Linked DNA regions of Mus musculus: region 1 is linked to region 2. The links are chromatin loops, found by intact Hi-C in ENCODE. Cell type or tissue: left cerebral cortex. All regions are shown on one strand. Links, peaks and the distances in the headings refer to the core of each region. The heading gives the core; the rest is flanking DNA.

The links. A loop is a pair of places that touch in the nucleus more often than their neighbours do. Peaks named below come from ENCODE experiments on the same cell type or tissue, not always from the same donor. Only the 100,000 strongest peaks of a DNase experiment are listed, where the experiment ranks them.
Region 1: it touches region 2 in a loop (3.0-fold over the local background); 2 of 42 quality-filtered maps call a loop at or near these places.

Annotation. Positions count from the first base shown.
Region 1 is chr7:80,106,261-80,120,630 of GRCm38, forward strand. Idh2 (isocitrate dehydrogenase 2 (NADP+), mitochondrial) reads right to left here and starts at 9,090. Exons shown (of 11, transcript NM_173011.2): 1 at 8,902-9,090. The coding sequence starts at 9,016. In left cerebral cortex, for the core only: no CTCF peak of the experiment used is centred there; DNase peaks (open chromatin) are centred at 7,969, 8,361 and 8,893; H3K4me3 peaks cover 1,322 bases; H3K27ac peaks cover 1,489 bases.
Region 2 is chr7:80,019,763-80,034,132 of GRCm38, forward strand. Zfp710 (zinc finger protein 710) reads left to right here and starts at 6,466. Exons shown (of 5, transcript NM_175433.5): 1 at 6,466-6,721. In left cerebral cortex, for the core only: CTCF peaks have their summits at 4,472 and 5,375; DNase peaks (open chromatin) are centred at 4,448, 5,410 and 6,509; H3K4me3 peaks cover 1,819 bases; H3K27ac peaks cover 2,012 bases.

The DNA.
Region 1 (14,370 bases), core at 6,579-9,078, 89 kb after region 2:
TGTTGACACAGAGATATTAAGATGTGAAACCACTCAGGGAGGAAGGGGGAAGGGGGCAAGAAGGAGGATGAGACTGGAAAAACAGGTAACAGAGCAAGCAACACTGTTGTCAGACTCCAAGGATGCTAAAGATTCCCAGAGGAACTAGGGGCAGGGACCTGAGCCCACACCATCTAGGCCCCCTTGCTCTGCCCTTGAAATTGATGGGTTTTCAGCCAGATACTAAAGACTGAACCTGCAGCTTTGTATATTCACCCCAAACTCTCATTCACTAGACCACACCCCTAGGATGGTTTAAACAAGAATGGCTCCCCTAGGCTCATATATTTGAATACTTAGTCATCAGAGAGTGGCACTACTTGAGAAGGATGAGGAGGTGTGGCCTTGCTGGAGTGGGTGTGGCCTTCTTAGAGGAAGTATATCAATGGAGGTAGGTTTTGAGGTTTTAAAAGCCCACATCAAGTCTAATCTCTTTTTCTCAGCCTTCAATCAGGACAGGGAAGGCTGTTAGCTACTTCTCCTGTACCACACCTGCCTGCTGCCATGCTTCCCGCCATGATGATAATAGACCAAATCCCTAAAACTGTAAGCAAGCTCCAACTAAATGCTTTCACCTATAAGAGTTGCCTTGGTCATTATATCCCTTCACAGCAATAAACCAGTGACTAACACAACCTCCATCCTAAAAAGTCCTTTTCTTCCTTCTTTCTTGATGCTGTGGATTGAATTTAAGGCCTCACACACGTAAATAAGCAAGCCCTCTACCATCATCCAGGAGGTGGATTCTTGTTGCTGTTCAGTTTGGGTTTTAGTTTGGGAATAGGGTGACAGGGCCGCACTGTGCAGCCCATGTTGACCTTTAACTCTTTACCAGAAGAGTTCGAATGCAAATGTTTTGCTGTCTTTGCCTCCTGAACATGGCAATTACAGGCATCAATACCTCCATGCCTGAACATGGCAATTACAGGCATCAATACCTCCATGCCTGGTTCAGGTAGCTGTATTTCTTTAAAAATACCCATAAAGTGACTAATATTTAAAAAAAAATCAGGAGAGGGACTAGAGAGATGGCCAGGCCGCTGTTCAAGAGGGCCCCTGTTTGATTCCCACCCATCTGATGGCTCATAGTTGTCTGTAACACTAGTTCCAGGAGATCTGATGCCCTCTTCTGACCCGCTTTGAGCACCAGATACACACAGGTACACACATAAATATACATGCAGGTAAAACATTCATATACATAAAGCAATTTTTATTTAAATCACGAAGCCTAGACAGATGGCTCAGAAGGTAAGAGTACTTTCCTTCCACAGGACTTGAGTTCATTCCCAGTACCCAGATCAGGTAGCTCACAGCCTCCTCTACGAATTGGTATGTGCTCAATACCCCTATACACACATAATTCAAAATAAAATAAGTGAGGAGAGTGGGATTGGGAATGTAACTCAGCTGGTAGTGTGGTTGCCAAGTATTTACAAGGCCCTGAGTTCAGTCCTCAGCACTGTATAAACTGGGTTTGCAAGATCAGCAATTCCAGGTCACCCCTGACTACATGTAGAATTCACTTAGGTTCCAAGTGACCAACAAACAAGCCAAGGAGAGTTCACTTCTCATTCTTTTAGTTAAAATCAAGGGTAAAATATCAAGAGATAGAACTGAGTGTGATGCCGTAGTCATGTGACCTTGGCATTCAGGGGGCTGAGGCTAGAGGACTGCCTGGAGTTTGAGGCCAGCCCAGGAATGGAACTTAATAGTACTGCATTGGCACAGCCTGGGCAAAGCCCTGGGTTCCATCGCCAGCACTGGCAAAAGTAAACACAAAAGAGAACAAAAGCCAGCGTCACATTCAAAGCAGGAACAGGAAAACGATGCTCACACAGCCTGTTATCATTCACAACAAGCAAAAGGTGGTGTCTAGCAATGAGTGAATGATTGAATAAATAAAATGTAGTCTGTACGTCTGTGAAATACTATTCAGACTTAGAAGAGGAAAGAAAGGAAAAAGGAAATCCTGTCACATGTTTCAACACAGGTGAGCCCTAATGACAGTATATAACATAAAACATGACAGTTTTGCTGGGCATGGTGGCTCACGCCCTTAATCCCAGCTTGGTCTACAAAGCATTGTAGGACAGCCAGGGTTACACGGAGAAACCTTGACTCAAAAGAAACAAAGACAAATAGTGTAGGATTCTACTTACACAGGTGCCTAGAACAGTTAGTGGTTCTCAGCCTTCCTATTGCTGAGACCCTTTAACACAGTTCCTCATGCTGTGGTGGTCCCTACGGGTAAAATTATTTTCATCGCTACTTTATAACAGTAATTTTGCTACTGTTTTGAATTGTAATGTAAATACTTTTGGAGATAGAGGTTTACTAAACGGGGTCCCATTATTAAATCACAGAGAAGTGGAACCTTATCTGCCAGGGGCTAAGGGAGGCAGAACTAGGAAATTACTGTTTCGTAGCTACAGAGTTTCAGTTTTGCAAGATAAAAACGTTCTGAAGATGTCTGCGGCAATGGCTACAAAGTAACAACGCTGAACTCTACTGAAGAGAGGAGGTGGTGGAAGGCAGGAGGAAAGGTACCAATGATCAAGATACATTGTATGGATGTAGAAACTTGTTAAAGAATACATTTAAATATACCGTTAAAATAAAAAGAAAACGCCAAAGACTAGATAAAAGATATAGGGCCAGAGATATCCCAGCCTGAACACCTGATTGAACTACCTGGTGGAAAGAAAGAACCAACTCCTGCAAGTTGTGTGTGACAGGCATGCACACACACACACATGAGCAATGTAGGGAAAAAGATATTCTAAAAAAAAACCAAAAGTTGGCATGGCTAATATTTACACCAAAATAAAAATAGTAAGACTTTAAACCCACCCCACTCCATCTTAGATCACAGCCTGTTTTGAAGAATGAGTTACTCCGGACACTTGGAAGCAAGCAGAGCTGGGCTGACGAGGGCCTCCCTGGTCCAGGCCTGACCTGCACCCTCTAGAGCTCCCCAGGTCTCCGGGACTTGAGACCTTTTTCTGTTGTTTAGTTTTGCAAACAAACCATGCTCTGCCCATCTCAAAGAGACTAAGGGCTATCAACCAAACCACAAGAAATGGGCGGGGGCGGGGCGGGGGGGGGGGGGAGGGTAAAGTGAACCACAATAGAATCAGTAACATAAAAAAGCCAGACTCAGTAGGTGTCTGTCACACAGTGGAGAACCTGAAGAGAAAATGTCTCAAATAAGGAGGGAGTTGATGAAATCCAGGGTTGACCTCTGACCTCCAAAATGACACCACAGCTTGTGTATGCCCATGTCAGGAGGGAGAGGAAGAAGATAAGGGTCATGTGAACACTAGAAGCAGTACCCATGCCTTTCTGAAAACTTCCAAAGTGACAGCCAGCTTGAATCTCCCAAGGGCCTAGGTCCCATGACCACTGTTGTAAAAGATAAATAAATAAAACATGGCAGCTGAGATGACTTTGAAATAAAGACCTGACTGAACTTGATTCCCAACACCCACATCTGTCAGCTCATTACCATTTAGAAAATTCAGTGCCCTCTTCCAGCCTAGCCAGCACCAGCACATGCATACCACACACACACACACACACACACACACACACACACACACACACGTATGCACATAAACATTAATCTCTGTTGATTGGAGAGACGGCTCAACAGTTGGTTGCTCTTGCAGAGGACCTGGACCTGATTCCCAGGGAATCTGACTCCTTCCTCTGGCCTCCACAGACACCAGACGTGCATAATGCACATACAGGCAAGCACTCGTTCGTGTGTGTGTGTGTGTGTGTGTGCGCGCGCGCGCGCTCTTTCTCTGGCTGTCTTAGAAGTTGCTCTGTAGACCTTAAACTCACAGGGATCTGCCTACCTCTGCCTCCTGAGTGATGAAATTAAAGGTGTGCATCCATCAAAGAACAAAATTTTTAAATAAAATAAAATTAAATAAATAAAAATTTAAAAATTTTAAGTAAAAAATAGATTAAACATAAATCTGATTGCAATACACCTGTGAAACCCTATAGGACTTTCGTTTTCACTCAAAGTCCTCAAAAATGGCCTACAAGGAGGGCTAGAGAGGTAGCTCAGTCGTTAAGAGCACTGACTGCTCTTCCGAAGGTCCTGAGTTCAAATCCCAGATACCATATGGTGGCTCACAACCATCTGTAATGAGATCTGATGCCCTCTTCTGGTGTGTCTGAAAACAGCTACACTGTACTTACATATAATAAATAAATAAATCTTAAAAAAAAAAAAAAAAGGCCTACAAGTCGAGGGCACACCCCAGCATTGCAAAGACCGAGTGTGTGGACACGTTTATAATGCCAACATTTAGGAGGGTGGAGACAGAGGAATCAGAAACTCAAGGTTATCCTCAGCAACTAGGAAGTTCAAAGCTTAGCCTGGGGAACACGTGACCGTAAATGTAAGACCATGAACTGGAAGCTGAAACTGTCCACCACACGAATTATCACAGTGGGATTTCTTTTCTCTCTTTTCTTTTCTTTTCTTCTCTTTCTTTTCTTTTCTTTTTCTTTTTTCTTTTTTTGTTTTGTTTGGTTTGGTTGTTTGGTTGGTTTTTGTTTTCTAAGACAGGGTTTCCCTGGCTGTCCTTGAACTTACTCCATAGCACAGGCTGCACCACCCAGCCAGAGAGGCGTTTCTGTAAGATATGACACACTAACGGATGGCATCAGCAGTAGAAAAAAAAGCTGGTGCAGAAAGGAGCCCTCGGGTCCATTTGTCCACGCCCCTGTCCTACTGAGAAAAAATGCAAATGAAAACACAGATCTCACAGATTCCTCCCACCCCCATCTCCATAAGGAATATAAATATACTCCAATATCCACAGTGGACACCTAGAAAACGAAAACCTGCCCCTGCCCCAGACCTCAGTGCACAGTGCAAGCAGTCCAGACTCCTACAGGCCCCTCCCTCCTCTGGTATCTAAAGCATTAGCTTCCTCCCAGGCTCCAGCTTCACTCACTTGGGTCTTTCCTGTCAGCCCCATTCAAACCATCCCATACACCTTACACCCTTTGTTTCTTCTCCTTAGCTCTTTCAATATTTTCTACAGCTAGTACTCTGGTGTGCAAGTGCACTGTAGAGAACCTTTAGAGGTCAAAGGACAACTCCTTCCACCACATGGGTCCTGGGGATCAAACTGTCACCAGGCTTGGCAGTAAGTGCCTTTTCCACTGTGCATCTTTCTGACCCTATCCTTAGTCCATTTCTATGTGTCACATTGGCCAACTAACTCTTTAGGTGCCAGTCTCCTCCCTGTTAGAATTAAAACCCAAAGACAGAACTCTTCCCCGCTCCCATTCCCAGCTCCATCCGCTACATCTTGCATGGAATCTGACCCACAAAAGGAAGAAAACACGCTAACATCATAAAGGAAGGGTAAATGTATATCAGGGCTACCTGGACTCACTTCCTATTGTGATGCACGTGTTCCCTCCATTCCTGCTGTCCAGAGCCATTGCCATACATAAGCAGCATTCTCTCTCATGTGATGGGCATCATGCCCAGAACAGCTCACAGAATAGATGAGTATTTGTAATCTGGGCTGGAGGTGTGACTCAGTGATTGAAAGCACGCCTAGCTAGCATCTGTGAATCTCTGGGTGGGGGAGAGGGGTACACCCGGGTGTGACGATACATGCCTATAATACTACCTACTAAGAAGGTGGAGGCAGGGGGAATCACACGTTTTAAAGCTAGCCAGAACAATTTAGTAAGACCAGTTTAAAATAAAGTTTAGAAAGAGCTGGGGACTGCAAACTTATCAGCGAGCACTTGCTTGCCACATGTGAGACTCTGACACATTTTATACAGTAAAGACTCCAAAGCAAGCCACAGACCCTGACTCCATACAAGGAGCTGTGCCCAGAATCTAGCAAAGCAGATAAAGCGAGCCCATGAGGCCTCAGCTAAAGGTGAAAAACTTAGGGCAGCCAAGTCCTTCTATGGCAGTGGCTCTCAACCTTCCTAACGCTGTGACCCTTTAATACACTTCCTCATGTTGCATTGACCCCCAACCATTAGATTATTTGTTGCTACGTCATAACTGGAAGTTTGCCTACTATTTTGGATCATAATAGAAATATCTGATACCCAACCCCAAAGAGGTCACAACCCACAGGTTGGAAACCGCTGTTGTAGCTCTAACACAAGCCCCGAAACCAGTTCTGAGAGATGGGCATGGGCACCTGGAGTTTCCCAGCTATGGTCGAAACAAGGCTCACAGAAGAACAGATAAGAACTAATTCCTGGGTCTGCAAAACTTGACAAAGGGCCTGTGGGATGGTGGGCAAAGGGAAACGGAAAAGGCCCACTCCACAAGGTTGTCCTCTAATCTCTGTACATGTACTGTAGCAAGTACACACACACACACACCCCACCTATCTCTCTCACACATACAAAATAAATAATAAAGTTTTAAAAGTTTAAAAAGGCGAAGCAGTGGTGGCGCACGCCTTTAATCCCAGCACTTGGGAGGCAGAGGCAGGTAGATTTCTGAGTTCGAGGCCAGCCTGGTCTACAGAGTGAGTTCCAGGACAGCCAACACTATACAGAGAAACCCTGTCTCGAAAAACCAAAATAAATAAATGATTTTTTTTAAACCCTGATGATCAGCCACTGAATAATTTATTCTTGGATACTGGGACTATTTGTCCCCTGCAAGTATACAAGACTGGCAGGGTACCTTCCTGGTCTAGCCACCAAGAACGCCTCAAAATGGGGCTGGAGAGATGGCTCAGCAATTAAGAAGCACTTACTGTTCTTATAGAGGACTCAAGTTCAATTCCCAGCACCCACATGACAGCTCACAACCATCCATAAGTGTAGTTCCAGGGAAACCAATTCCCTCTTTTAGCCTCTGTGGGCAAATAGGGTCACAGGTGGCATACGTACAAACATAAATTCAGGGGAATTGATACAAGTTAAATAAAAATAAACGAGTCTTTAAGTATCTATCTAAAAAGTTAAGGTGAGGAAATGACAAAGTTTCTAACCAGGAGTAGAATAAAGGGAGTCTAAGTAAATGCTCTGTCCTCTGGAGAGGCCGAATCTCTTCCCAAGGTCCTAGAGGGGCCAGCAAGCGGCTGCTGGAAGTTGCAAGTGGGAACCAAGGGACAGCAAAGACATTGGATGTTGTTGGTTGGTTGGTTGGTTTGGTTTTAATCACCTCCCCACTTGGAGACCTTCAGAAAGGACCTTCCACTGGCTGCTTTTTAAAATGTGTATCCAGATTAGGGGTGGGGGTGTGTGGCTCATGCCTTTAATCCGAGCACTTGGGAGGCAGAAACAAGTGGATCTCGGAGCTTGGACCAGTCTGGTCTGCACAGCGAGTTCCAGGACAGCCAGGACAAAATGGAGACCCTGGCCTCAAAAAACCAAAATAAATAAACAAAATGAGTATCCAAATTCAGGATCCCAAAGTAGCCTTATTTTCTTGTTAGTGCAGTTTCTTAAGGTAGTTTTGTTAGTTAGTTAGTTAGTTAGTTAGTTAGTTAGTTAGTTAGTTTTGGTATTACCATTTTACCAGACTCCTCAAAAGAGAGAAAAGATGAAAAAGAGGAAAACCACTGAGTGCCTTTAACTTCTACCATATTTTGCTGCAAAGCTGCCATATGTGGGTCTTGAAGGCCTGAGGCACTTGATGGGGCTTCAGAGGTTAGAGGCAGATCCCAAGAACACAAAAACATGTATGTCCCTTTCTCCTTGGCAAAGGGGAGTGTCAAGGGCCCCGCCCTCTCCCTCCTCCTGGCCCCCAGCTTCGGTCAGCTGCTCCCACGGTGAGTTAACGATTACCACTCTAGCCAGAACAAACCCCATAGCCAAACCCACCCCCTCTTCCTCATTCCTCTGGCTAACCCCAAGGGGTTTTGAGCCAGGTCAGGATAGAATTTCCGTGGCAACAGGCATCAAAAGAGGCCACCAAGTGCTCTACATTGTTCCGTGCCTTTTGTAGCAAGGCGCTGAGTAGCAAGGGTATGAAAGATGCCCACATGCCAGGTTGGGCAATCTGTTAGTAATGGAGACTCTAAAACCCTGATTATTTTGTCCGGAGTTGCGCCTTCACGTCTAAGAAGTAAGCTGAAGGCAACGCAGAGATCTCATGGGAACGACTGACTGCAGAAAAATGACAATATGCGTGCAGTGCCAGGTCTCCACAGCTTGTATGCCAGGCAGGACCCACTCACATGCAGCAGCTCGTGGTTGGCCCAGCAAGGGGCCAGGAGAGGGCCCAGACTGAGCGTCCTGCGCAGCGAAGGGTGGGGGAGTGGCAGAGAAACAAAAGCGGGAAAAATGGAAGGACATTCCTCCAGCTGTCGAGTAAAGGTTCCAAAAATAGCTGACGTGGGCCTGTTGGAGAGGAGGGACCAGAGTACGCAGGGATTGGAGAGAAGGGGAAGTGGAGGCCTCTCCTCCTCGCCTTTGTCTGAGCCGGGAGCGCGAGGTGACCCTCCTCTGCCTAGGGCTGCAGCAGGCCGCTCCAGCCCCTCTTGGTCGCTTGTCCCCTCCAAAGGCCCAAGGCAGTCATGATACCCCACCCTGGGTCCAGGTACCTCTGGAAATGCTCCCCCGGAATACCTGGAGAACCCCAGCCCTGATAGGACCCAGCAATCCCGCCCCAGGCCACCAGCTGCCACTATCCCCTGGGTCCCCACCCCTGCGCCTGCAGCGGCCCAGGCGCGCGGGGCGCGGGAGCTCGGTGTAAGGCCACCTCCCGGCCCTTTGTAACCCGCACGCCGCTGTTCCCCGACCGCCGGCGTGTCGCGAGTGGCACTCCAGGGTCCCCCTCCCGGGACGTCGCCACGTCGCAGCGCTGCACGCGAGCCCGCCCCCCGGTGCGACACTCACAGTGGCGCCGCGGCTGCTCCGGCCAGCTGGGGACAGTCAGTGCTGCCGGTGCCCAGGTCCGCGCTGAGCCCGAGGCTCTGCAGAGCGAGCTCACAGCCCGCAGGTAGCCGGCCATCCCGAGCACGCGAGGTCCGAGCACGCCGCTGCACCGGGCTGTGCGGTGGGGACTCTAGGCTGGCCCTGGTGGCTGGGACCCAACCGGGGCGGAGCTGCAGAACCTGCCGCCCCATTGGGTCTCACCCGGGAGAAGGCGGGTCCACGCCAGGGCAGGAGCCTGCTCGACACCCTTGGGCCTGTTCCAGAGCTCAGGCGGCCCCAGTGCTGAGCCCGCGCTTTCTGGGAGCCTCCATATATCCTCAAAGCATCAGGTACCGGGGAGACCCATCGGGCCGCGGGGGCTCACGGCTGCAAGACTCCCCGCTTCCGTTAGAATGTCAGCTGCAGACACGTCGCCTTAGTCCCCTGCGTCCTTTGCGTTTAGCTGACCGACGGACCTGAGGCGCTTTCATCAAGACAATGACAAGCTTTGCCGTCTTGAACCTAGACCATGGCAACTTGGGTCTCCCCCAGGTAGCGTCCAGTTGGGTGGACTAACCAGGATCGAGAGTTGAAATGCCAAGTACGGTGGAGGCAAGAGGATGAGAAGTTAGGCTACATACCAAGTTCTAGACCAGCCTGGGCTATATGAGACGCTGCGGGGCGGGGCGGGGGGGGGGGCGGCTGGAAATCCTCCTTCTGCTCCTGACTAGGCCAAACTCCTAGCCCCAAAGTCCTTCATCATGGCCGACTCTGTCTCTTCTGGACATAAGAGTGCCTGCCAGGAGACTTCTGTGACATTTGTGTGTAAAGGTTTGAGGTATGTTCATCCTTCAATAGTACAACCACTGCCCAAGTTAATTATATTCTATGCTAGTAGTTATGTAGCCCTGAAGGAAAGCCCATGTCTCCTATATCCTAGGCAAAGGTCCATCCACAACCCAGCCCAACAGCTCCTAGTTTACCTGTTTGCGTGGGGAAACAAACAGAAACATACAAGCTAAATCCATCACTGTTCATTTTCTTGAAGTAGGGGTCACTGAAGTCTGGGTTTTGTGTATCAAATATCACAAATCCACCCCAGCTCTCCCAGTCACACCAACTCACTCCAGATGAGAGCAACCTTTCTGCCCTGTGCTCCCAGCTTCCCAACCCAGCTTCACAGTGTTGTCAGGTGGAGCTATGCCAGGAAAGTGGCCTTGAACTGCCAACATCAAAGCTTCCCTCCTGGAGTCTCAATCCATCCGAGTCACAGATTTGGTTCTGGGATCCAGTACAGAGAGTATATGCAAAGGAGAGACATCTGGGTCCCTCCAGGGACTGAGGAAAGGAATAGGAAAGTCTGGCCTGGGGCAGCATGTTCCAGAACAGTCTGAGAGCCCTTCTACGAGATTCCCAGTTCTCTTGTGTAAACACCGGTAAAGACCACAGAGGTTGTTGACTTGGGCTTTCATGCCATCCTGGAAATACCAGACCCCTGGACTCCAGGATCCACACGTGCAAGGTCGGAGAACAGACTTCCTATGCATCTTTCTAGACCAGTTAGAGTATGGATGAAGGTCAGCTACCTGCACTGCCTCTGTGATTGCTGCTGAAGCACAAGGGGCTTCTACATAGCAGACTCCGTCTCAGAGTTCTGCCAAGTCACTACCCAGCCTCAGTGTCTGCGGGCGGACCAAGGCAGAAGTCTTCATGTTTCTAGAACCATCCCAGGCAAACCTTCTAAGTGCAGCATCAGTTAGAACCAGTTGAGACAAGGTCACTTTCTTCTTCCTTTTCTTCCTCTTCTGCTTCTTGTCGCTCTGAGACAGGGTTTCTTCTCTGTAGAATCCTGGTTATCCTGGAACTTGGTATATAGATCAGGCTGGCCTCAAACTCAGAGATCTATCTAATTCTGCCTCCCCAGTGCTGAGATTAAAGGCAAGGGCCACCACTGTGCAGCTGGCAAGGTCACTTTTTAAACTGCCCAGCTTGTTGCCTGCTCCTAGGAGTGACTAGATCACTCCTAGTGATCTGTGAGGCAGCTGGGTTTAGCAGAGCTCAGAGTGGAAAGGACACCATTTCAAGTCATATGGCCAGGATGTAGTTCAAACCAAATTATCTGGCTGACACCCCAATATTTGCTTAAGGGGAGAAGAGAGAAACTAGGGACTCTGTTTTTCTTGTTGGGCACTCCTGGCCATGGTAATTTCTAAAAATTATTAATTTATGTGTATAGTTGTTTTGCCTGCATGTGTGTCTGTGTACCACATGCATATATGATTGGTAGTCTCAAAGCCAGAAGACAATGCAGATCTGGAGTTACAGACAGTTGTGAGCTGCCATATTGGTCTGGGAATTGAACCCAGGTCCTCTGGAAGAGTTAGCTCTTAACCTCCAAGCCATCTCTCCAGCCCCACACAGACATTTTAGACCCTGAAAGTTTTTCCGTGATGATGATGATTGTCTTAGTTAGATTTTTACTGCTGTGATCAGACGTCATGACCAAGGCAACTCTTATTAGGATATTTAATTGGGACTGGCTTACAGGTTCAGAGGTTCAATCCATTATCATCAAGGTGGAAACATGGAAATGTCCAGGCAGGCACGGAGCTGGAGGTGCTGAGAGTTCTACATGTTTATCTGAAGGCCACTAGGAGAAGACTGACATCCTCAGGCAGCTAGAAGGAAGCTCTCAGAGCCCACACTCGCAGTGACACACTTCCTTCAACAAAGCCATACCTACTCCAACAAGGCCATACCTGCAAACAGTGCCACTCCCTTAGCCAAATATATTCAAACAACCACATGATGTTTAAAGAAAATTGGGTTGGAATCTGCAATTTGAGGTTAATGAATTGGAATGCTGGGCATATGTGTATGTGTGTGCATTCATGCATGTGTGTACTCATACCTGTGTGTGAGCGGTGGAGAATGCATGCTACATCATGAGTGAAGCGATCAGAAGGCAGCCTTGCATGTTGTCCCCCTGCTACCTTGTCTGAGGCAGGGTGTCTTTATTGTTTGCCTCTGCTGACAGGCATTCTCCTGCCTCTGCCTCCCATCTCATCACAGACACCCTGTAGTTACAGATGTGCACTGGCCTTAGGTAGGTTCTACAGAGTCAGCACAGGTCCCCACATTTGCATGGCCAGCCCGCTACCTGTTGAGTCATTTCCTTGGCCCCATATTTTATTTTTGTTTGTTTTTCAAGACAGGGTTTCTCTCTGTAGCTCACTCTGTAGCCTAGGCTGGCCTCTAACTCACAGCGATCCATCTGTCTCTACCTCCTGAGTGCTGGCATTAAAGGCATGTACCACCACACCCAGCTAGCCCCACATTTTAAAAGTTAAACTCCATTTCACAATTGAATCTATGCTATATACAAGTTCTTGGAGGAAGGACAAAAATTACTCTATCTCCACAATCCTATGTACAGGTGCAGTCGTCACAGACCCAGGGACAAGAAGGGAATCCCAAGAGGAGCTTCTTTTATTATTATTACTACATTTTATTATTGTTATTTGCTGTTGTTTTTAAATAAGCTCTTACATAGCCAGGCTGGCCTCAGACTTACTATGTATTGGAGAATGATCTTGAACTCCTTTTTTTTTTTTTTTTTTTTTTTCTGAGACAGGGTTTCTCTGTAGCCCTGGCTGTCTTGGAACTCACTTTGTAGACCAGGCTAGCCTCGAACTCAGAAATCTGCCTGCCTCTGCCTCCCAAGTGTTGGGACTAAAGGCATACGTCACCACCGCCCAGCTGACCTTGAACTCCTGATCCTCCTGCCTCCACTTCCCAAGCTGAGATTACCCTACTTCCATGAGGAGTTTTGATGGCGCATGGGACACTCAGCATGGAGAAGGTCCTCTGAGATGGAGGAGCTTCCCTGGTAAGTGTGTATGTGGATGGAAGACCCGCCAAGAGTGTGACAAAGTGGGTGTCTCAAGCTCTGTCCAGCCTACACTACATGTGTTCTGTGGTGTGCTTGTAAGCAGACTATAGAGATGTGTTGGGAGGCAGGGGTTCACACCTGGAAGTGAGATCAGAGTCCCTGGTCCAAAGACTGGACCGACATGAGTCCTGGAAGACTTCCAAAAAAAGGTAGGACCACAGAGGTAGTGCAGCAGCTGCCTGAATGCAAGCCAGGCAGGAGAGGAGTCAGGGTGAGTCAGACCTCCCCCTGGAAGGCTGAAGAACGCCATTATTAGAAAGTGGAAAACAGGAGGCGAGTGTTGATAGCTGAGGGAGCTATTTATGGTGATCTCCACAGCTTGTCCTGTGCCTGTTTCCAGCACTTTATCCTTGAAGCCTGGCTCCAGCAGGCACTCTGCAGCTCTCTATACCTGCAGGAGCTCCAGCATGGGCGAATACAAGAACAGCTGGTTAGCCCTGTTGCCTGTGCCTGCCAGGCCTCTTACCAAGTCAAAGAGCTGTTTTCCCCTGCCGAAGCTTAACTCGGCTTCTGCCTTGTAGATGCTTTGTCCTGTGTGCTTGTGCCCCTACAATTCAGATGTTGTACATTTATTCTCTTAGTGATGGTATTTAGGGGTAGTATCTTGGGGACATAATTACATCATGAGGGCCATTTGTCATGAATGAGATTTTGACCTTGTAAGAAGTTTCATGAAGCGGTTGACCTCTCTAGTATGAGGCCCTTAGCAGGCAGCAAGCACAGTAGCACCCGAACCTTTCATTATATGTTTAAAGATTTAACTAATTTAATTTTTTTTTGTTCTATTTTATGTATATGTGTGCTTTGCCTGCATGTATGTAGACGTACTACCTGGGTAGGCCAAAACAATGCATCAACTCCTCTGGAACTAGAGTTTCAGGTAGTGTGAACTGCCACGTATGGGTACTGGGAACCAAAGCTTTGTCCTCCACAAGAGCAGCAAATACTCTTACCTGCTAGGCCACCTCTCCAGCACAATTATTATTACTACTATTTTAAGATAGGGTTTGGTATCCCAGGCTGGCCTCAAACTGGCGCTGTAGCTGAAGATAGGCTCAAACTCCTGATCTTCGTGCTTCTAGCTCTTCAGTGCTGGGATGTTAACTGTGCCCCACCCTCTTGCTTTCAGTGGCTCCAGGGAATCAAACCCCAAATCTTGTGTCAGTTTAGGTTTCCATTGCACTGACAGGACAACACAACCAAGGCAACTCTACTAATAAAGGACAGTATTTACTTAGGGCTGGCTTACAGTTCAGAGGTTCAGTCCATTATCATCAAGGTGGGAGCTTGTAGCATGCAGACAGACATGGTGCTGGAGAAGGAGCAGAGAGTTCTATATCTTGATCTGCAGGCAACAAAAGGGAACTGTCTTCCCCAGGCAGCCAGGAGGAGGGTCTCTTCTTACTGAACATAGCTTGAATATAGGAGGAGACCTCAACCCCACCCCCCCACCCCACCTCCACCCAGTGACACACTATCTTTAACAAGGCTACACCTTC
Region 2 (14,370 bases), core at 4,233-6,732:
CTGGGATCAAAGGTGTGTGTGCCACCATGTCTGGCAAGAGACACAGGTCTTACTAAGCACCAGTTAATCTCCCCATAGCGTCAGTCACTCTAATAGATGTTAGTGTAGTCGGGGCATAGGGGAAGGGTACACTCCATCTCTTTTCCTGGCTTATAGGACCCCTCAAACTCAAGGCCTGAAAGATAACCGCTCCTCCCTCAGGAAATTGAGGATTCATAAACCTTTTTTTGATTCATGAATCTTAAAACACACCTATCTTCCAGTTTTACCTAGGAGAGACCACTCTGGGGTCCTGAAATGCTGGAAAGAGGCCTATATGTGTTACTTGTAATAGAAACAGCTGATCGCTTTCTAGTGTCAATCTGGAAGATTCTCTTCTGCTTACAGTAAATCAGGGTGTTAGCTACACAGTAACATCTGGGCTTGGCCCTCACTGGGATCACCTGGCACCAATGGGCTTTCACAATTTACAAGATACAGTGTCTGGTATGTTCTGTCACTAGCTGCTAAATTTCATTCTTTCTAGCAAAGCCAAGAAATGAACATTAATTACTTTAGTTACTGAGATGTTACTGAGGCGGGGCATCTGCCCAGACAGGTTCTCCCAGGGAGGCAACAGGTAAGAAAGATAGTGGGAAGCTAGTTGTGATCCCGGAAGGACTTCAGAGGGGGAGGCCCAGGCAGGGAGATTCAGATTTCAAGGTTATCCTTAGCTATACAGCAAATGTGAGACCAGCCTGGGTTACATGAGACCCATCTGAGAGAAAGAGAGACAGAGACAAAGACAGAGAAGATACTGAGGGACCCTGCTCCTCTGAACCAGGCCACATACAGAAAACCCAACCAGAAACCTTAGCTGCAAATTCTGGCTTAGCTATGATAAAGTGCTGTGTAAGCCAGGCACAAAAACGACTGCATCTGGTCAGGACTATGCTTATTATTCCATTAGAGGCGAGAGGAGCTTGAGAGTCCCAGCCAGCCTGGGTTGTATAATGAGTTCAAGGCCAGCCCAAGACACATAGTAAAAATCTTGTTTCAAAAGACACTAGAGCTGATGACACTCAGCAGATAAGAGCGACTGCAGCCAAGCCTGATGCCTAGAGTTCCATCCAAGGGGCCTACACTGTAGAAGACCATGGTATGCTTGCATCCCAACAAAACAAATCAACCAATTCCAAAACTAAAATCAAGGCTAATTGTAGCTATTTAAAACAGAAACAATAGCAAAAAAAAAAAAAGTTTATCATAGTAGTTTTCTTTGTTGTTGTTTTGTTTTTCAAGACAGGGTTTCTTTTGTCCTGGAACTAACTCTGTAGACCAGGCTGGACCTCATAGAGATCTGCCTATCTCTGCTTCCCTAGTGCTGGGATTAAAGACTTGCACCCCCACTGTGCCCGCTACATAGGGGTTTCGTAACATTGAAAATCTGTGCATATCCCAATAATTTGTATATATACAAAGATACCATGAGATAGTGTGATTTGTTATGAATGTCACTCTACAGTGTTTACAGACAGGACAAGATATTTATAACATATTACTGGATCAAACTGGTGTCAACTCGGTAAAGTGATACAATTTTGTTAAATTTATTTTTAAAAATCACATTTGCTTTTTTGTAATTTTATTTATTTATATGTGTATATATGTGTATTTATTTATATGTGTATATGGTATATGCATGTGTGCTTTTTGAAGGGGGGAGGTGTTGATGACAATTGTTTTCCTGTATAGTTTCCAACTTTTTTTTCTGAATGTTCATGTGTATGTCATGTGCATGGAAGTGCTCGCAGAAGGCAGAAGCGGAGGGGAGGGCACTGGGTCCTCTGGAGCTGCACTTGCAGGTGGTTGTGAGGTGCCAGATGTGGGTGCTGGGAATCAAACTTGGGGCCTACAAGAGCAGGAAGCCCCTTAATGGCTGAGCCACCATAGCAGGCTAGCTATATGTGTGTGTGTGTGTGTGTGTATGTATATATGTGTGTGTGTGTGTATGTTACAGTTATTTAACAATGTATATTCTGTGTAGTTTTGTCATATGGATTTACATGTAAATACGGGAAGATGAAATGCCTAGCCACTAAAACATAATGTCTCTCTATGGGCTTTTTTATCACAATGTATTTGTGCTATGAAGAAAGAGAAAGTCAACGTGTATTGGTGGAAACCTGTAATCCTAGCACTTGGGCCAGGAAGTCAAAAGGACCAGGAATTCAAGGTCAGTCTTGGCTACATAGCATCTTTGTGACCAGCCCGAGCTCTATGAGACTCTGGAGACATGCAGAGAAGGGCCTGTAGGCAGGAGAGGTAGTCTGGAGACATTTACTCGGCATGTAGGAAGCCTTGGATTCTATTCCCAGTACTTGAATAAAATAAACTGCAGTATAGAAATGCATAATAGCCATCATGACTATTACATACTTGTGTCTCCCTGGATCCACGGGGCACGTTATTGTTGTGATGTTTGTCTTCTGTGTGTCTAGAATCAGGACCCTTGTAAAGGGCGAGGAGTCTTGGAGAGATTTAACTGAACTCTGGAAACTCAAGATTTCCCTCCCTGTGTGCACTGGAGTCTGTTTCTTTCCCTACTCTTAGGAACCTTTGCGGATTTCACAGGGCCCATCCTCCAGGAATGAATTCCTACTGGTTCTCCAGGCAGGCCTAGAACTCCAGCAATCAGGCTGTCATACTTCTGAGATGACACCCTGGCCACCTTGGAGCAGATGTAGGTGTCCTCCATTCCAGCCACCCACTGGGACACAAGGCATCTTTGAAGGAATGTTTCTGCCACAGCTGGTTCTTTGCCTTTGTAGCCTGTGAGTCACTCTGGTTTCACCCCATATTCTCATTTCTAGGTTGTAAGGACACCTCCCCACCACTCCCTTACTTCATAGTAATAATGAATAAAAGCTACTATGTGTGGCTGGTGCTTATTGCACCAAATAGCACAAAAGGTGTGGGCTCTTTTAGGCCTTGATCCACACTGGGAAGCAGAGATTTGCATCCTTGTCTTATAGAAGAGATCTGTGGTTGATTCAAAGGCCACTAATATGTGGCCCATAAGTCTGGGCATTTGCACACAAGACACACTTCAAGCCCTAGATCTACCCCTGCCCCACTCACATACACACACTTTTATTTCCTCTCTTCAATAGTTTGAAATAGGGCCTCACTATGTAGTCCAATCTGGTTTTAAACTTAGATATTTATGTTGGTGGCTCAAGCATGCTAGTTAGGTGCTCTACCTCTGAGCTGTATTCCCAGCCCTCTTTTTTACATTTTATTTGGAGACATGATCTCCATTTGTAGCCCAGGCTGGCCTTCAACTTTGGATCCTTCTGACTCAGTCTCCTAAGTAGCTAGAATAGTTCTTTTATTTACCTCCATTTCTATAAAGCAGGCCACTGGGTCTAAGTTATTTCCTGTTAGTCACTTGGAAGTTCAGGAAGCTGGCAAGTGAAAAGGAATAAACAGACTATTTCTTTGCCACCAACCCTGTCCCACTACCTGTGCCCACAACCCATAACCTCCCTCACTCCCTAGCTTGTACTCTGTATTACACCAAGTACTTGAAGTCTTTCTTTTTCTTTCTTTCCTTTCTTTTTAAAGACAGGACTTCTCTACAAAGTCTAGATTAGCTTGGGACTCCTTATGTAGACCAGGATGTGTCAAAGTCAGAGCTCCACCTGCGTCTATTTCTTCCGAGAGTGGGGATTAAAGGCGTGTATCACAGGTCTGGCTGCTAAAACTCAACTGTTCCTTGAGTTTAGAGGAATGTCCCTTCTTGCCCCGTAGGCAAATTGTTCTCTCCCAAGTTTTTTATGTTGTTTTGAGATAAGGTCTGTAGATCCAGGCAGTCCAGCAACTATGTAGACTAGGCTAGCCTTAAAGTCACCAAGATCTGCTTGCCTCGACTCCCCAAGTTCTGGGATTAAAGACCCGTGCCACAACACCTGGCTCCATCTCATGCTCTTGGCTGGCACATCCCTATTTATCTAGAAGTGATTTCCAGGAAACCTTCGCTGGCCAGCCTTGCCCAAGCCCCTGTGAGTTGCTTTCTCAATGCCCTCATAAGGCACCTAGCTACCTGTTGTCTCTCCCAGCCCCACCCCAAACCCCTTTTTTGAGGAGTCTCAGATAGCCCAGCCTAGAACTGGCTACATAGCTTGGGCTGACCTTGAACTTCTGCTCTTCCTGTCTCTACCTTCCAGAAGCTGGGATTTCAATCCATGCACAACTGTGCCTCCCTCTTTTTAGTTTTGTTGAGACAAAGTCTTGCCATAATGGCCTTGGCTAATATATTATTCAATATGTAGTCTGTGCTTGCCTAAAACTCCTGGCAATCCTCTTGTCTCAGCTTTCCAAGTGCTGGGACTACAAGTATGCACCAATGATGCCTGACTGAGGCCCAGCTCTCTCGGGCTCCTACCAGTTTGCAAAGCCAGAACAAGGAGATGGTGTCTCTGGTGGTTAAGTCCTTAGTTGCAGGCTGGGGAGCTGGCAGGAAGCAGGCACAGAAGCGAATGGTTGTTGAATGACTATTTGACTGTCAGAGAGGACTTTGTCTTTTTTTGAGAAAATATGACTTGGGTGTTCTGGAGAGGGCAGGTGATGACAGAACTGTGGCTTCCAGCATTCCCTGTTGGCTGGTGAAGGTGCTGAGGTCACTAGAGACCCAGTGTGCTGAGCCTGAAATCACGGGGTCCTTCTTGCTGAACCAAACTCTCTGGCTTCTGTTTTCTCACTCCTTGCCAGAAATAAATCATGTTCTGAGTGACTGGAGTCATTGCTCACAGCTCCGTGAGCTGGTGTAGGGTGGGGCGAGGGGCAGTGGCCTTGGGGCTCCTGTCATTAAAGACCCAGGCCTTTGGGCTGGGGGGAGGGGAAGGAGTGGCTGGTCCTATCCCTGGGAGGCTGCAGTCATTGGGGGAGAGACAATGGGGCTCTGCATCTGCTCCTCGCTGGGAGAAGGGACCCTCCAGTGAAAAGCCAGGGAGAGCAGGGAAGTGTGGGAGGAATTGATGAGAAGGGGTGGAGCCAAGGAGATGCAGCCCGGAGGAAGGAGGGAAGGGGAAGGAAGAGCGCAGGGAGGGGAGAGGATCCAGGCTTCCCTTCAGCTCGGTGACCTGGTCCGGAGCCACAGCTTCCCTCGCTTTGTCTGGGCCCGCCGAGACCTCACGTTTCTCGCCCAGCTGCAGCCCCAGTCCAAGGGCCAGGCATCCAGCAGGTGCTCAATACTTACTTGGGAAAATAAGAAATGTGGCCAACTTTGCTCTGGGAACTTTTCCCCCGTGTTGTCTCCACTCCTCTGGAGAAGCCGAAGACAGAGCTGGTCTTGGGAGCACGCCCAGGCGCCCCATGAATAATTGACCCTTGGTGGCGACACTGCCCCGCTCTGTCCGCGGGCTCCGTACCCGCCCATGCGTCGGAGTCGAGCGGCGCAGCTCTTGAGTGGCGGGTGTCCGGGAGGTTGGAGGCGGGGTGTCCGGCCTGTCCCAGAGCTGGGAGGAGGCCAGGCTATGCCGAACCCCGGGCCCCGCGGGGAGCCACAAGGGCCCAGACCTCAGCGAACGACCACGCCTCGGCGCCCTCCAGCAGTGCACCCCGGGGTCGAGCCTAGGCCCTGGGCTTGGGGAGGATGCGAGGGACCCCGAACTCCTCTGAACCCCATTCGCACCCGGGTCCCGGTGATAGCAGCCGGGGCCGTTCCCTCGAGTCTGACCGTCCAGGGCTCTGCGAACAGCTGTTTAAAGGCTCTTTACTGTTGAGGGCTCTGCGGCGACGTTTGCTCTAAGTCCCATCTGCCCACTTAAAAAATATATTAAGTGAAGAGCACCCCCAGCTTCCACCCCTGACTGGGGAGGGGGCAGGTTGAGCCCTAACCCGTATTCGGAAGGACTGGCCACTCGGGCTCCCCCGACCCCAACCCCCATTAGCTCTTATTTGGGATAGGGCACCCCAGACTTCCTGGGGGCTGCTCTCTGGAGCCCCCTTTGTGCCTGGCAGGGACAGCCCCCCCATTTCCATGCGAGGTTCTGACGCTCCCTTCTCCCCCGCTTGTTAATCTTTGTTCCCCTTTTCTGCTGAGAGGAGGGGAAAAAAAAGAGGGAGAGGGCGAAAGAAAAGAAGGAAAAAGGCGTGACTCGATTTTCAAACGAAACTCCCACAGCAAACAAAACCCTTTTAGAGAAATAAAGGAGGAAGGAGGAAGAAAAGAGGGAAGGGGAAGAAAAAAAAGAGAAGCCTCCAGGCTTGCAATTCGAGTAGGAGAGTTGCAGCGAGAGAAAGAAAGAAAAGAAGAAAAATCCTCTCTGCGGTAGAAAGAGAAAAAGAAAACTTGGGCCGAGGAGAGGGGGGTGCTGGGGGGGTGGAAGGAAGTGAGAAAACAAAAGAGAGATAAAAGGGCTGCTTTTCTGTCTCTCTTCCTCTGCGAGCAGGCTTAGGAGGAGCTGTTTAGCATCCCTTCACGTCAGCCCTGCCTCATTCCCTTCTTCCAGGGAGGGAGAGAGCGCGAGCGAGAGAGCGAGCGAGCGCGAGAGAGAGCAGGAGGGAGAGAGAGAGGGGGGGAGAAAGAGAGGAGCCGGAGGGAGGGTGGCAGAGCAGGGCGGGCGCGCGTGGAGGCGGCGCGCAGCTGCAACCCGGGCGGTGGGCAGCAGGAGCCCCCGGCCCGCCCGGCCCGGCCAGCCGAGGGCCCCCAGCGCGAGGAGCCGCGCCCGGACCCAGGGTGAGTGTCCCGCGAGCCCGCGGCCCCGCCAGCCCCCGGGCGGCCCGCGGCGGGGTGGCTGGGGGGCGCGGGGGTGGGTCGCTGCGGCCGCGGTCGACCCGCCCCCCGCCTCTCCCCGGGGACGGCGGCGCGCAGGCAAACATGTCGTCTTTTCCTTTCACTTCCACATTCCCTCATGCCGGAGAGCTGGAGCGAGAGAAGGGGAAAGAGAGAGAGATGGCGTCTGGAGGGGGGGAGGAGGAGGGAGGAGAGGGGGAAGGGAAGGAGAGAGGAGAGAGAGAGACAGAGAGAGAGAGAGAGGAGAGAGAGAGAGAGAGAGAGAGAGAGAGAGAGAGAGAGAGAGAGAGAGAGAGAGAGAGAGAGAGAGAGAGAGAGAGAGAGAGAGAGAGAGAGAGAGAGAGAGAGAGAGAGAGAGAGAGAGAGAGAGAGAGAGAGAGAGAGAGAGAGAGAGAGAGAGAGAGAGAGAGGCACAGGCAGAGAAGCAGCAAAATGAAAGGAAAGCGCGGCGGTAGCGTGGGAGGCCGGGGAGGCGGCGGCGGCGGTCTCCGGCCCGCACGTGGGTGTCGCGGCGCTCGGGGATGCTCCCCCCGCACCCGGCCCGGGACTCAAAGTTTCACCCTTCGCCGCCCCGCCCCTGCGGCTGCCCACAAACTTTTTACTCCGGGAGCGGGTGGGGTGGCCGCGCGGCCCGGCCGGCAGGGTGGCTAGGGCTCAGCGCGCAGCTGGCGTGCCGGGCGCCCCTCGAGGGCAGCGGGCGTCACCAGCGCGGGACCCCGGCCCACCTCGGTGGCCCCGTCTCCGACCTGTTGAAGGCGCACCCCCCGGGCCGGGAACCGGTGGGCAGATCCCCACGGCAGATCTCGAGCCTCCCGTGGCTCGGCCTCCCTTCCTCGCCGCCCCCTCTCCCTCTCCTCGCGGTCATTTTCCTAATTGGACGGAGCTGTGGGGCGTGATCGTCGGCGTCAGACGGAGGAGCCCCCCGAATCGGGTGGTCTTCCCTCCACGACTCTCAGACCCCACCGAGCCGGCCTCGGTGCTACCCCCCACCCCTCCGCCCCAGCTGCGGACTTGCTAACTCGTGCGTAGCGGGTTGTTGGTTTTCTTTCTTTTTTTTTTTTTTTTTTCAACTTGCCTTTTAAGATGACTTTTATGGTCCCTGCAACTGCTTCCCTCCAGTCTAAACTGTAGTTTGGGAAGATTTAAGAGGCCAGGGAGGTGCTTGTGTGGGCTTTAACTAATCCAAAACGGTCATTAATGTATCTCTACGCCCTGCGTGATGGTTCCGACCAGGCCGAGCAGTAGTCTGGGTGTGTTTTCACCCGGACACTGCAGAGTTCCTTCACGGTCTTAGCGGCCAGTCTGCCAGTGAGGGGACACTTGACCTGCGGGCCCTGTGCCCTATCTTCGAAGGGCACTCTGAGCACCTTTCTTTCCGTTCACAATGGAAACTCTCCGCCACTGTCCACCTGAAGACTTAACTAGTCCCTGTGGGTACCCCGGAAGCTCACAAAACTCCCCCACAGGTGTGCGGAGGACTTTGTGCTGTTGGGGGTCATCCAGCCAGCTTTGACGCTGCCCTCTCAGCCTTGCCTTTGTACGTGTGTAAGTAAAAAAGCAAAGTTCATTTCTGCCGAAGAGAAGAACTGGTGTATGGGAACAGGAGCGGGGGTGGGGGGTGGCGGAAGGCCCTCCTAGGGACCTTCAAAGATCCGTGGAGCTGGCCTGAGATGGGGGAGCTGGTCGTTACCGGCTTTAGATATAAGTGTATTCTCATCAAAGCTGATGGGCCTGTCTGGTTTTGATTTTGACCATCACCTTTTCACTTGTTTGAAAGCACATTTACCTTGGAGACCTTGGCTTAGTGTTTTTTTTTTTTTTTTTTTTTTTGTCTGCTCTCTCATCCCACAAGTAACCCTGGGCCGGGCACCTGCTGTTCTTGGAGCACAACCTTGAATTGATAACTTCCAGCTCTAGCCACCTTGCAGAGCTGGCTCTGCTGCCAGAGGGCACTGGGTAGAGCTGCTTTCTGTGGGGTAGGGAGAATGGACAATCTGGCCTGGTTTCCCGAGTGACCGTGTGCCAAGAGTTTCAGTGAGTTGGGGTGGGGACAGACTGTCATCTAGAGTGCCTTGGTTGTCTTCTCCGAGCTGTTCTGAGCTGACCCTTGGCCCCATGGTGTACAAGGCATTTGTTTGTACTCAGATCCCTTCTGTCACAACCAGGCATTTTATTTTAGGCTCCCTGTCTAGAGCCAAGGAAACAGACAAGGTCTAGAATACCTTTTGGGTTGGAGGAATGAATAATGGGATCACTAGAGATTTTGATGAACTTCTAGTTTAGATTTGCAGGGTGGTGGAGAGATATTTCTAGCAAGGCTGCTCTTTTGAGACAGTGTCTCACTACCTAGCCCAGACAGACTGTGAATTGGGGATCCTCCTGTCTCAAGCTCCCAAGTGCTGAGATTACAGTATGTGCCACCAGGCCTGGCTCTAGCATAGCTTTTTTTTTTTTTCTTTTTCTAGAAGGGGATGATGACCTGTGGGTCTCGGCCCCTTGGGGCAGGGGTGTCACATACCCTATATTTACATTACATTCATAACAGTAGCAAAATGAAGTTAGGAAATAGCAATGGGATAATTTTATGGTTGGAAGTCACCAGGACTGTATTAAAGGCTGGCAGCATTAGGAGGGTTGCGAACCATTGGGATCCTGGAAAACTACGAGGAAGAATCCATTGCATTCCAGAAGGAACAGGTGGAAAAGCCTACTACTCCCCTCACCAGCGCCGACGTTTGGTGTAGGTTCCTCCTTCCGGCATGGTCACCCACATCCCTCAGGTCTTACCAGGGCTAGGTCTCAAGTTCCCAGAAGGAAGGGTTCTGAATCCGAGGGCCTCTTTGAAGGACGGGTGAGCCATTCCTTTGATTTCAAAGCTAGAAGACCTTAGAGAGGTTGTTTAAAAAACATTGACCTCAGAGTCAGGAGTCAGGTAGCCGCTCAAGTCTGAGCCCCTGGGATCTGTTCCCAGTACCCTCTCTCTCCTCAAGACCACTCTCCTTACAGCTGCCAAGGCTTCCTGGCCACACCATAGTTCAGAGAACATGGCTGTGAGGACATGAAGCCGTGGGCTGGTAGGACGTGTACAGGCTGAGGTAACATCGCCCTATTCTCTAGGTATGCCGAACACGCTGCTCTGGAGGGCCGGGCAGGCCAGGGCAATTATTGGGAGAGCTTGCTATTTTAACACCGACTTCTTTAAAGTCTAGCAGTATGGCAGAGTAGAAGTTTAGTCATCAGGATGTTCCCAAATTACTGGGTTTAGATCCTGGATACTTTCTTCATACTTTGCACTTGTGCTTGGTTTATTCAGGGTTGACCAGAGGGGAAGAAGAATGGGGGAAGAAGGAAGGGCCTCTGCTAGCTGTTCCCCATTCAGGGATTAGATCTGCTGGCCTGTTCAGTAGGGCAGAGATCATGGCTATCTATGGATTTCACCCCCCCCATCTTATTATTTCATTTACGTATTTATTGCTTATTTGTTTTGTCCACTGCTAAGCCCTTGGGAGACTAATATAGAGTTGGCCTTTCCTAAATACTTGTTGAATGATGTACTGGACATTAGGAGAAGCATTTCCCTCCCAGGAGGAGCTCAGCTATGACACACAGAGGCAGGGACAGGGATGTGATTGATGGGAGCTGCAGAGTTGTGCTGTGATTCATTGTTTCAAACAAGCTGCAGACAGGTAAGGCAGGAGGGGGTTGGGAAAGAGGGGATCCTGAATGGGTGGAGCCACAGGGTGGAGACTTCTGCAAGACAATAGAGAGGTTTTGAATTGGACTCAGACACTGGGAGAATAATAGAATCAGGTGTTCTGGTCCAGGATTATGCACACACACACACACACACACACACACACACACACACACACACACATATATATAGTATAAATATATATATATATATTATAATCCCTCAAGGACTATGGGATAGATAATATATATATTATCTATATATAGATAGAGGTGCTGGCAAACGCATTACTATTCGCCTTTGGTGACCTGGGAAACCTAATAGAGACCTTAAGTCGTTTGACCTGGGGCACAGAGCTGGTATCTCATTCCCAGGCAGCCTAATTGCTGACTTTGCTTCCCTGAAATGATCACGTGGTCAGTCCTCTACTCCTGCGATGGAGCTGAGCCTTCAGCCTTTAGGTTCTCCTTAAAGGTTAGTGGAAGAGAAGCTAAAAGACAGATTGTCAAGGGGCGATGGTGTCACGCCCCTTTAATCCCAGCACTCACGAGAGGCAGAGGCAGGAGGATCTCTGAGATCTGAGGCTAGCCATGGCTATACACATACACACACACACACACACACACACACACACACACACACACACACACACACACGGTGGGGGGGGGAGGGGTAGGTCAGTCTGCAGCAGAGTCTTCATGCTGAACCAGTGACCAGTGAGGACTGAAAGGGTGTGCTTATTTTCCAGGGACTAATTATTCCCCAGTAGCTGCACCAGACCAGGACTATCTCTTTGCCCTTGACAAGAATTTAAATGCAGCCGGGCGTGGCGCACACCTTTAATCCCAGCACTCGGGAGGCAGAGGCAGGCGGATTTCTGTCGAGGCCAGCCTGGTCTACAAAGTGAGCTCCAGGACAGCCAGAGCTATAAAAAAAAAAGAATTTAAATGCATGTGCACACGTAGGAACACAGGTGATGCTGGGAGGAGTCAGAGCCAGGGTTCTGCCCATGCGCAGTACCACTGAGCTACAGTCCTACCCTATTGGAATATATTTAAGCTGGTGGGAATTTTAAAGCTAAGGAATGTACTGTTGAGGGTTGGGGAAGTGGCTCAGGTAGTAAAGTGCTTGTGAGCTAAAGATCAGCACCCACATGAATTCTATGTTGCATATACTTGTAACTCCAGAATTGGGGTTATGGAGACAGGAGGATTGCTGGGGCTCTCTGGCTGGTCAGCCTATTAAGTCCAGGAGACTTAACCTCAAAAAACCAAGGTAGATGGTGCCTGAAAAATGACCCTCTGACTTCCCTCTGCATGCAATTCTGTGCACCTGCACACACAAATGCACCCACATATAGGAACACACACACACACACACACACACACACACACACACACACACACACACACGGCCGGTCACCATCTGCTTTGAGGTCCCCAGCAGATGTCCCACAGGTGTAACGCCCAGTGTGCTAGCCCAGCAAAGAGCAGAGCCTAGCAGCAGCTGTTTATGGGCATCCGTGGTTCTGGGCGCTACGCTATCCCGTCCTCCGGAGCTTGCCGTCTGTCTGGGAGACAGACATTAAACGAATAATTACACAAATACTCTTTAATTATAGTTGTTATAATGCTTCAAAGGAAAAAGTTCAGAGGCATAGGAGCCAATAATTAGGGAGGGAGGAGCCGAGGGGCAGTTCCTGAAGGATATCTGAAGCAGCTCGGATGGAGGGCTTTGTGACCAGGGCGGGTATACTTTGTTTTTTTCTTTCTTTGGAAATAGACAGTAAAGAAGAGAAAGGCCCTATGGGTAATAATGGGAGGGGCTAGACAGCGTGGACAAGTTTAGCCCCAAAGCTTTTACAAATATTTTATTACTTTATTTATTATGTATGTGTTTGGGCACAAGGATGCCATGGTGTGTTGTGTGGAAGTCAGTTCCGCTGTGTGGATCCTGGGGGGCGGAACTCCGGTTCTTTGGCCCTGGCAGTAAGTGCCTTAACCTGCAAAGCTGTCCTGCTGACAGTGCCTCTCCCCTACTGGTGGGTTTCTGTTTGTTTGTTTTTAGTAACTTAACATAGCCTTAACTTGCTGTGTGGCTCAGAGACTGACTGGTCTTGAACACCTGATCCTCCTTGAGAAGCTAAGCGCTGGGAGTCAGGCTTGTGCTGCCGTAAGTTCACAGCCACCGTCAGGATTACAGGCACATACCATCTGGTCTGGCTTAGTCTGTTCACTTTGATAGAAATCTTACTGTTCTCTGGGTGGTTACCTAGGAGCTGGGTAGAAATGCAGACTCCTGCCCCCCCCCCCCCCCCCGCAGATTTGCTGAGGCTGCATTTTAACCCCAGTACCAAGGAGGTGGCTCAGGTGTTAGGGAGTCCTGAACTGGGAGGTTGTTCGTTTTGCAGGCAAGGACTGGTGTGACCTGCAACAACTTCTCTGGCACGTAGCAGGGAATTAGGCAATCTCACAGGTCCCTTCTGGCCGCTCTGACCTTTAGCTTTTGGAGCGTTGTGCTGTCACCAAGCTTGTGGAGGGCCAGAGCCTCTCACCCCTGAACTGCCTTCCTGGGGGCTCTCCTTTTTCCCTAGTAAGCACTCAGGCACTGTCAGGGCTTTGGAGAAGAATCAGAGTAGGCTGTAAGAAGTATTGGAGCTTTGTGCCACGCAGGGAGATTTAGTCTGAAGTAAGAAACCATGCAAGGTCAAAGGGCTTTTTAGGGAAGGGAGGTGTAAGGTTTCTGCCAGAAGTGGAAGTTAAAACCGCACAGGGAACCTGCTCAGTGGATCTCTGGGTTCAAACTTGGTCTTTTCAGAGTTGCCTCAGAACCTTGTCCCAGGCCTCCTGAAGTCACTGCAGGGACGGGGGTAGACATGGGTGCTTGTAGTCGGGGTTTGGGGTTCCTACCTGAAGTCATGCAGGTTATGTGCATGGTATTCTGGAAGAAGATTTCTGTACTCACTAGCTCCAGGGAGCCCTTGGCTCTAGGGTAGCAGTTCTTAAATTGTGGTTTGTGAACCCTTGGGGTGGGGGTCAAACAACCCTCTCGCGGGGTTGCATATCAGATAGCCTGCATGTCAGATGTTTACAGTTCATAACAGTAGCAAAGTCACAGTTACAAAGTAACAGTGAAAAAAATTTATGCTGGGGGGGGGCACCATAACATGAGGAACTGTATTAAAGGGTCCCAGCATTGGGAACGTTGAGAAGTACTGATCTCGACTGGGCTCGGTACTGGTAATAGAACCCAGGGTCTCGTGACTGCAAGGCAAGAGCATGACTACTGGTTACATCCTAGCTCTTTTTCTTTTTTCCTTTCACTTTCATTTTTAAAAAATTATTACGTAGGGGAGGGTGTGTGTGTCCATGTGGAAGTCTGAGGGTCAGAGGACATCTTGTGGGAGTCAGTGCCTTCCTCCTACCATGGGGGTCTTGGGGATTAAACTCAGGTTGGTGACTTGGTGGCAAGCACTTTTATCCTAAGAGCCATCTTCCTGCCCCCTCCCCCTTTCTTTCCCCCTTCCCCCCCCCCCCCCAACAGACAGGGTTTCTCTGTATACCCCTAGCTGTCCTGGAACTCACTTTGTAGACCAGGCTGGCCTCAAATTCAGAAATCCGCCTGCGTCTGCCTCCCGAGTGCTGGGATTAAAGGCGTGCACCACCACGCCCGGCTTCCTGGCCCCTTTTAAATGTATTTTGAGACAAGGTCTTACTAAATTGCTAACCTTCAACTTGCTTTGCTATACGGCCCAGGCAGACTTCACATTCTCCTCCTCAGCCTCCCAAGCAGGTGTCACCCAGATCTTTGATTGAACAGTCCTTACTGTGTGCAGGGCACAATTCTACGTACTTTACATACTGTTAGTAGCTTATATATTCATTTATTTTGTGGGGAG